Linked DNA regions of Homo sapiens: region 2 is linked to region 1. The links are chromatin contacts, found by Hi-C or POLR2A ChIA-PET in ENCODE. All regions are on one chromosome and are shown on one strand. The core of a region is the stretch at or near the end of the contact, and the rest is flanking DNA. Distances in the headings are between cores, read along the strand shown.

The links. A loop is a pair of places that touch in the nucleus more often than their neighbours do. ChIA-PET counts read pairs that join two places held with the same protein, here RNA polymerase II (POLR2A). Pooled maps may share reads with other maps.
Region 2: a map of heart right ventricle shows a loop between it and region 1 (4-fold over the local background). The contact joins two enhancer-like sites. A Hi-C loop is called at or near these places in 68 of 168 maps with a recorded cell type or tissue (A673, CD14-positive monocyte, Caco-2 and 34 more), 6 of 37 single-sample maps with no recorded cell type and 40 of 50 pooled maps. POLR2A ChIA-PET finds 5 or more read pairs at or near these places in 9 of 52 experiments (AG04450, BJ, H1 and 6 more).

The regions. Positions count from the first base shown.
Region 1 is chr17:999,001-1,002,565 of GRCh38, reverse strand. TIMM22 (translocase of inner mitochondrial membrane 22) reads right to left here. Exons shown (of 4, transcript NM_013337.4): 3 at 2,982-3,054; 4 at 1-1,554. The coding sequence ends at 1,478. Among named protein-coding and RNA genes, the nearest start is that of TIMM22, 3.7 kb to the right of the region's middle. Within about 2 kb of position 1,250, at least 16 of the 41 ENCODE cell types and tissues checked have a DNase peak (open chromatin) inside an H3K27ac peak, as active enhancers do; they include ascending aorta, dorsolateral prefrontal cortex, gastrocnemius medialis and 2 more, where a contact is called at or near this core.
Region 2 is chr17:1,054,489-1,058,766 of GRCh38, reverse strand. It overlaps ABR (ABR activator of RhoGEF and GTPase), which reads left to right. Exons shown (of 23, transcript NM_021962.5): 11 at 1-22; 12 at 722-797; 13 at 1,665-1,769; 14 at 2,658-2,732. Among named protein-coding and RNA genes, the nearest start is that of MIR3183, 34 kb to the right of the region's middle. Within about 2 kb of position 2,551, at least 9 of the 41 ENCODE cell types and tissues checked have a DNase peak (open chromatin) inside an H3K27ac peak, as active enhancers do; they include ascending aorta, dorsolateral prefrontal cortex, gastrocnemius medialis and 2 more, where a contact is called at or near this core.

The sequences.
Region 1 (3,565 bases), core at 1-2,500:
GGACATGAGCCCTGAGCAGGAACTCACATTCATTCCAAGAAAATGGCAAACATGACCCAAGGAAGGTGTTACCAGCTGGGTTTGACATCATCACTCATGTACAAACACTCGGGCCTCCAGGCCATGTACACTGAGTGTGAACGCTGGTTAAGAGTGTGTGGGCCAGAAGACAGGGCAGATGAGGAAGAAGGCAAAAAAGGAAAGGATAGAGGAATTACCGTATTATAGGAAAAAGGAGACTCATCACCACTGGCTGAAGGTGCCCAGCACTGTGTGGCCCCCACCAAGCGACCTGCCTGTGCCCCACCCAAGAGCAAAGGCCTGACTCCAGCAGTGTCATCCCCCCACAGAGCACCAGGGTAAAGCAGCACCAGTGCTGAAGCCCAACTGTAGACGGATTTTTTTTTTTTTTTTTTTAATATCCATGGCACACAACTAGGCCAAGAAAAATACCACAAGGTCAAGTCGAAAACACGACATGTTAAAACACTTCCTTGACCCTGGAGAACGAGGATGGTGGTGAACAGCCCCTCAGCGACGTCTGATCTTGGCCAGTAGCTGCTGTGACCGAGTCACCAAGATGACCACAGCAGGACCCTTCACATGTGGCCTCAAGCTCGGCCAGGTCCAGCAGTCACGTCGTGAAGGCAGTGTGTGCCTCTCGGCCGGCACAGGAGGGGCCCATCGAGTTCATGGATGGGATTTCACTGCATCCCAGGAAAAGGCTGGGCTGGGCTTCTTGAGGCAGGCCCTGGCAGATGTAATGAGCTTGGTGAGGATGACACAGTCCTCTAACAACCCTGCCTCAGCGCCCCATCCCCCGCTTCCCTGGGAGCTTTCTCATTCTTTCCCTTCAGATGTTATCTTTGGGCCACCCGGCACTATTTTTGGAATAGGGAATTTGAAAATAAAATACAAATAAACCAACCTTTTGAACTGTAAGGTGTGTGGCGGTGGGGGAGGGGAGTGTATTTTTAAAAAAAAAACAAGGATGACAGAACACAAAACAAGTGAGATAATTGGTTGGACGGCATCAGTCCGCCTTGCCCTGCCCTGGTATTCGAGACGGATAGTTGCATGGAGTTCCAAGGTAGAACAGCTTCCTGAGTGCCTGCAGAGACACTGTCACCTCTGTGCCCACAACACCAAACAACCTAGAGGGCCAGCTGTGGTCAGGCCTGAAGCTTTGTGGAGCTGAATTCCTATATGTCAACATCCTGTCTCCCGATCTGCTGTGAGAGAATCTGGCACGGGACGTCCTCTGTGAAGGCTGGCTGGAGTCCAGGAGCAGCAAAGTGTGGCTACCCCAAAGGCTGGAGGCAGAGAAGCCAGGCAGCTCCCTCAGAATACCAACGACATGAGGGAAAATGAATGTCTTCAGGCCCTGAAGCAAGGCCCTGGTGTGGTACAGAAACTGTCCTCCAGAGAGCAGCCCGGATCCGGGGCTGGCATCATCCTTCCCTGCAGGCAATTACTCTCACCGGAGGTAATAATCAATCGCAGCAGAGAAAGCAGCAAAACCTCCACAACCAATGGCCCCAGCCTTTAAGCCAGCTGTCAAACAAACAGAAAGAACATGACCTGTGGTGACAGCTGCTGGGTCACGAGGCACTCACGGAAAGTTGGCACACCCTCAGTGTCATGAAATGAGCTTAAGCACTGTAAGTCATTCAAACGATCATAGCTCTGGAAGACATCAATGAAGCAGTGTATATGATCTAATCCAGTGCGCTTTATCTAACTACATTTGTTTAGCTTTTCTCCTTCAAAGGGTATTTCTAGTCTTAGGGAAATAGCCCCTCGCAGGCAGGAAACTGGTTGAGAGAAGCAGCCCTCGGAATCAAATGAAAGCATATGGCCTTGACCCTGATTTGTTTATGGAATACATTCCTGGGAAGGTGATCAAAGCAGTACTGGAGACAGCAGAGCTTCTCAAAGAGGCCCTGGTGAAGCTGAACAATGGGACGACCGGCGGAGAAGTCAGTCCGTCATCATAAATGGTGCTTGAGGAGCAAAACCAGGTTTCATGACAGCAAATCATCCTGTCTCTCAGAAGATGAGAAAACTGGCTTTTTGCTCTGGGTAAGTTAGGGCATGACAGATGGAAAGTGGCCCAGTGATAAAACACTGCTGCTTCTAGGAAAGTCAAGTCACCAAGGCCCTCCACCACGCTCTGAATGGACATGCCAACGGGGAGAAGAGGCAGCAAATTGGTTTTCTTTTTTTTTTTTTTTTTGCAGCTGATAATCTAATATTTCTAGAATATCTGTACTTAGCATTCAATGGGTAGAAATCAGAATCCCCAAGGGCAGAAAGATATTACCATTATAATTTATATCTAAAATTAAAAGACAATTGTCTAGAATTACTGAGAAAAATGTTGGCCACACGTGGTGGCTCATGCCTGTAATCCCAGCACTTTGGGAGGCTGAGGCAGGCAGATCACGAGGTCAGGAGTTCGAGACCAGGTGAAATTGATCTCTACTAAAAAAATAAAAATTAGCTGAGCATGGTGGCGGGTGCCTGTAATCCCAGCTACCTGGGAAGCTGAGGCAGGGGAATCGCTTGAACCCAGGAGGTGGAGGTTGCAGTGAGCTGACATCGTGCCACTGCACTCCAGCCTGGGCGACAGAGTGAGATTCGGTCTCTTTAAAAAAAAAAAAGTTGTTACAACGGACGGGGGTGCTACTTGCATCTCGTGGGTAGAGGCCAGGGATACTGCTCAACGTCTTAGAATGCACAAAACAGACCCAATCCCGACAAAGATTCGTCTGGTCGAAATGTCAGTAGTGCCAACGATGGGAAACCCTCATCTAGATCCTACAAGTTTCCAAAACCGAGTTACCACAGAAACAAACATGATTTATTTGTCAGAGGGAAGAAGATCAAGTGTCCCTGGAACACTCGTGTGTTTGGAAATGACAACCTCAGCACGTTGTCCAAGGCCACAAAGAAAAAGCATTCGAGAGCCGTTTACTAACCTCTGAAACCAATAGCTCCTCCCGTGATGCAGCCACTGATGACACTGTTCTTCCAGTCTGATGTTCCCCGGTACTGTGGGCAGGGAAGTACACGTTAGAGCCAAAGAAACAAGCCAAGGCAGACCATTAAGGAGGAATACACAGGGTTGCTCGTTAGCTCATTCAGTCCCTACCCAAAGGAAACCTAATCTTTCTTGAAAATATAGTTCCTAAGTATACAGCGTGTATATATATATATATATATATATATATATATATATAGTATGCGTTCATAGATGCTTCCTGCAGGTGGCACCAGAGTGCTGAAACCAAGCCCAGCATTTGGAATGTAATCAAAATTTCTTCAAGGGGCTCTCCAATAAGTCTCGTTTAAAATCATTAGCTAACTTCTAGCCTACAAAAAGTAAAAAATAATGCAAGCCCATACTGTAAACACACACAAAGTCTGCCACAGGGACTATTTTATGGAAGTTCAACCTAGAATGTATCTGATGCTTCTGATTTGCTTTCTAGTAACAACTTTCAAATGACTTTTAAAGAGCAATTTCTCTTTAAAAGTAATGAAATGGTGGCCCCAGCAAGGA
Region 2 (4,278 bases), core at 1,302-3,801, 55 kb before region 1:
GATCCACAATCGGAATGGAAAGGTCAGGATGGGTGGGGGTGGGACCAAGACAGCCCCTTCCTTAGTCCAGAGCAGCCCACTCTGTGGCTCCTGGCCCTGACCTGTACGAACCGGAAACTCAGGCCCCCTCTTCCTGAGGAGGCTGCCATGGCTCCAGCTGTTGACTCGCTCTCCCCTCTCGTGTGGAATGAGTGCCCTCTGCTGGCCGTCCCTGGCACAGCCGCTCCTGTCACCTTGGCTTCCCAGGAAGGAGCTCCCCCTTCACCCACCCACCCCCAGCTGCCTCCTCCTGCAAGGTCAGCTGTGCCTGGATAAGGAGGAGCTTTGGGCCGGGCACAGTGGCTCATGCCTGTCATCCCAGCACTTTGGGAGGCTGAGGCAGGCGAATCACCTGAGGTCAAGAGTTTGAGACCAGCCTGGCCAACATGGCAAAACTCTGTCTCTACTAAAAACACAAAAATTAGCCGGGCGTGGTGGTGGGCACCTGTAATCCCAGCTACTCAGGAGGCTGAGGCAGGAGATTGGCGTGAACCCGGGAGGTGGAGGTTGCAGTGAGCCGAGATTTTGCCATTGCACTAGAGCCTGGGCAACAAGAGCGAGACTCTGTCTCAAAAAAAAAAAAAAAAAAAAGATAAAAGGAGCTTTGTTGGGGTCCCCAGGATCTGGGAGTACGCTTTGCCTGACTGTGGTCACCCACTTTATGCTTATCTCCTCTCTTCAGAGTTACCTGTTCCTACTGTCCTCGGACTACGAGAGGTCAGAGTGGAGAGAAGCAATTCAGAAACTACAGAAGAAGGGTAAATTCCTGCCTCTTCCACGCTCCCCAATGATGTCCGTGGCATTGATGGGCCTTTTGTATTTCTAAGCGTTTCATGTCCAGTATCACGTCTTTGGCCCTCGCAGTCACCCTCAGAGGTGCCAGGGTGAGCGTTTAAGGATGTTACGGATTAATTGAGACCCAAAGAATCTAACTGATTGGCTGAAAGACATGATGATTTAGTCCTGGGACTGGACCCAGAGCCCAGCCTGGGCTTTCTCTCTCTCTCTACCTCTCTCTCTCTCTCACACACACACACACAGAGACACACACACACACACACACACACACATACACACATACACAGAGGCTGGGTACGGTGGCTTACGCCTGTAATCCCAGTCAGGAGTTTGAGATCAGCCTGGGCAACGTGGTGAAACCCCGTCTCTACTAAAAACACAAAAATTAGCCAGGTGTGGTGGTGGGCACCTGTAATCCCAGCTACTCAGGAGGCTGAAGCAGGAGAATCCCTTGAACCTGAGAGGCGGAGGTTGCAGTGAGCTGAGATCACAGCACTGCACTCCAGCCTGGGCGACAGAGTGAGACTCCGTTTAAAAAAAAAACGAAAACAAAACGCATACACCACACACACACACACACACACACACACACACACACACACACACACACACACACACACAAACCTCTTCAGTTAGATTCTCCTACTCTGACCCCTCTCGCAGCATCTACACCAGTCCTGCTGTGTCCACAAATCCTTCCCCCTCCCTCGCAAGGACCAAGTCTGCCCCAGGGATTAAGCCGTCTTCCTGCAGCAGCCCCCAGGGAAGAGCAGCCGGTCCTGGTGGACCAGTGCCCACGCTCCCTTCTCTCTCGGCTCTCCCTCCAGATCTCCAGGCCTTTGTCCTGAGCTCAGTGGAGCTCCAGGTGCTCACAGGATCCTGTTTCAAGCTTAGGACTGTACACAACATTCCTGTCACCAGCAATAAAGACGGTAAGCTCGGGAACCAGAGGTGGCCCAACCGGCAGGTCCCAGCCCTCAGAGCGTGGCCGGCTTCCCGTAAGGACTCAGACAGACATGTGGCTGTAAATGGCTGATCCCTGCTCGGCTGTGCTGAGACTGTTGAGTGGCCAGGACACAGCTTGGGTAGGGGTGACTGTCTACTGAGTTCCCAGATGACCCCAGCTTTTCCTTGGGCCCCTCTGTCTGGCTTGGGAGAACTGGCACCCTGGTGCACTGAGATTGTGCTGTTAATATATTCATGAGAGAGCAGACCCGGTAGATAAAATGGTGTATGGGAAATGAGGCTGGAAGTTTCCAGGGACCAGCTCTTGAAAGGCCTTGAATCCCAAGCAAGGGAGTTTGGAATTCATGCTGTAAGCCCGGGAGTCTGGGGGGGTTTTGAGCAGTGGGGAGCTGTGATCAGGGCTGGGAACTGACCGGAGTGGGTGTATTCTAGCTGCCTGTGTGCTGGGAAAGGGTCCACTTTGTGAACGGGGTCCTGAAGGCAAGCTTTCCTCGACATAAATCATTAGCAGAATGATTTATCATATTGGTCAGTTTTCAGTGCCAGGATAGGCAGGATTTGGAGGGAGAGACAGTACCCATGGGGAATGGTACTAAGTCCCTGGGCCAGGATGGTGGGTGTGCTGGACCCCCCCAGGCTGAGTGGAGGAGAGAAGGACCCCCTAGCCCTACCCCGGGCAGCTCACATATAAGGCCGCCGTGGCCTTCGGAAACTTTTTCATCTGGCCACCAGGTGGTGATGTTGGACCAAGACTCAGCTGAGTCTCATACCCCGTCTGCCTCCCGCCGGCCTGGGGTGGAGGCTGAGGGGATCCGCTGACCACCCTCTGCCCTGGGGGCTTTTCTCTCTTGCAGACGATGAGTCTCCAGGACTCTATGGCTTCCTTCATGTCATCGTCCACTCTGCCAAGGGATTTAAGCAATCAGCCAGTAAGTGCCCTGGCCAGGACGAGGTTGGGTGGGCCATTGTGGATTCTGCACTGCTCTGCCCAGGATGGGGCCCTGCCAGCACGCCTTTAGACATGGGGCATTCCCCTGGAGGCCAGAAACCAGCTCCTCTTGGCAGGGAGGTCACCCCTGGCCTTTGTCTCCAAAGTCCTCTTTCTCAAGCCCTCCCTGAAGCTGTCTGAAACCTAGGGGCCGGGCGCGGTGGCTCACCCCTGTAATCCCAGCACTTTGGGAGGCCCAGGCGGGCGGATCACGAGGTCAGGAGTTCGAGACCATCCGGGCCAACATGGTGAAACCCCGTCTCTACTAAAAATACTAAAATTAGCGTGGGCATGGCGGTGGACGCCTGTAGTCCCAGCTACTTGGGAGGCTGAGGCCAGAGAATCCCTTGAACCCGGGAGGCGGAGGTTGCTGTGAGCTGAGATCATGGCATTGCACTCCACCCTGGGCGACAGAGCGAGAATCCGTCTCAAAAAAAAAAAAAAGAAACCGAGTGCGACAAACACGTGGACTCCAACTTCATATCTGAGGGCGACAAACACGTGGACTCCAACTTCATATCTGCCCATGACAAGCTGTGTGACCTTGGGCAAGTTTCTTAACCTCTCTGGGCCTCCACTAAAAGGCAGTCACGCTTGTGAATTTTGACCCGAGAGCAGGCTGGGATATGATCGTGTGTGTGCAACGCTGGTGTGCTGCCACGCTCATCGCTTTTTCTCCCCTTCCCCCTTGTGGGTTCCTCATACTAAATCTGTTTTTAGTGTCTCACAAAGTAGGATTGCACTTTTTAATTTTTAAAAAATTTTTTTTTAGAGACAGGTTCTCCCCATGTTGGCCAGGCTGGTCTTGAACTCCTGGGCTCAAGCCATCCTCCCACCTCAGCCTCCCAAAGTGCTGAGATTACAGGCGTGAGCTGCTGCGCCCGGCCTGGTTGCGCTTTTTATCTACCTGTTATCCACACGGGAATCTGTGAGTCAGTTAGACAGCTAATAGTTTCTACCCATTTGCCAGAGGAGGTAACCGAGTCACAGAGAGGAGAAAAGACTTAACATCACAGAGGATCAGAAACCCTGACTCTCTCCCTCTCCACCTGCCCCTCCCACTCCCTGCTCTTCACTGGCAGGTGGGGTCTGCCCTCACCCCTCCCTGCAGCGCCCCACACAGAGGTGACTCCCCGGGCCGTTAGAGCAGCCTTTCCCAGGAAGCCTCCCTGAGTTCCTGGGGGCAAACTGGCCTCCCTTCTTTGTCCCTTCTTTGTGCCCACATCCCCTCAGGTTCCTTGTGCCCCCATCCCCTCAGGTTCCTTGTGCCCCCATCCCCTGAGGTTCCTTGTGCCCCCATCCCCTCAGGTTCCTTGTGCCCCCATCCCCTGAGGTTCCTTGTGCCCACATCCCCTGAGGTTCCTTGTGCCCCCATCCCCTCAGGTTCCTTGTGCCCCCATCCCCTCAGGTTCTTTGTGCCCCCGTCCCCTCAGGTTCTTTGTGCCCCCATCCCCTGAGGTTCCTTGTATCCCCATCCCTTTGAGGTT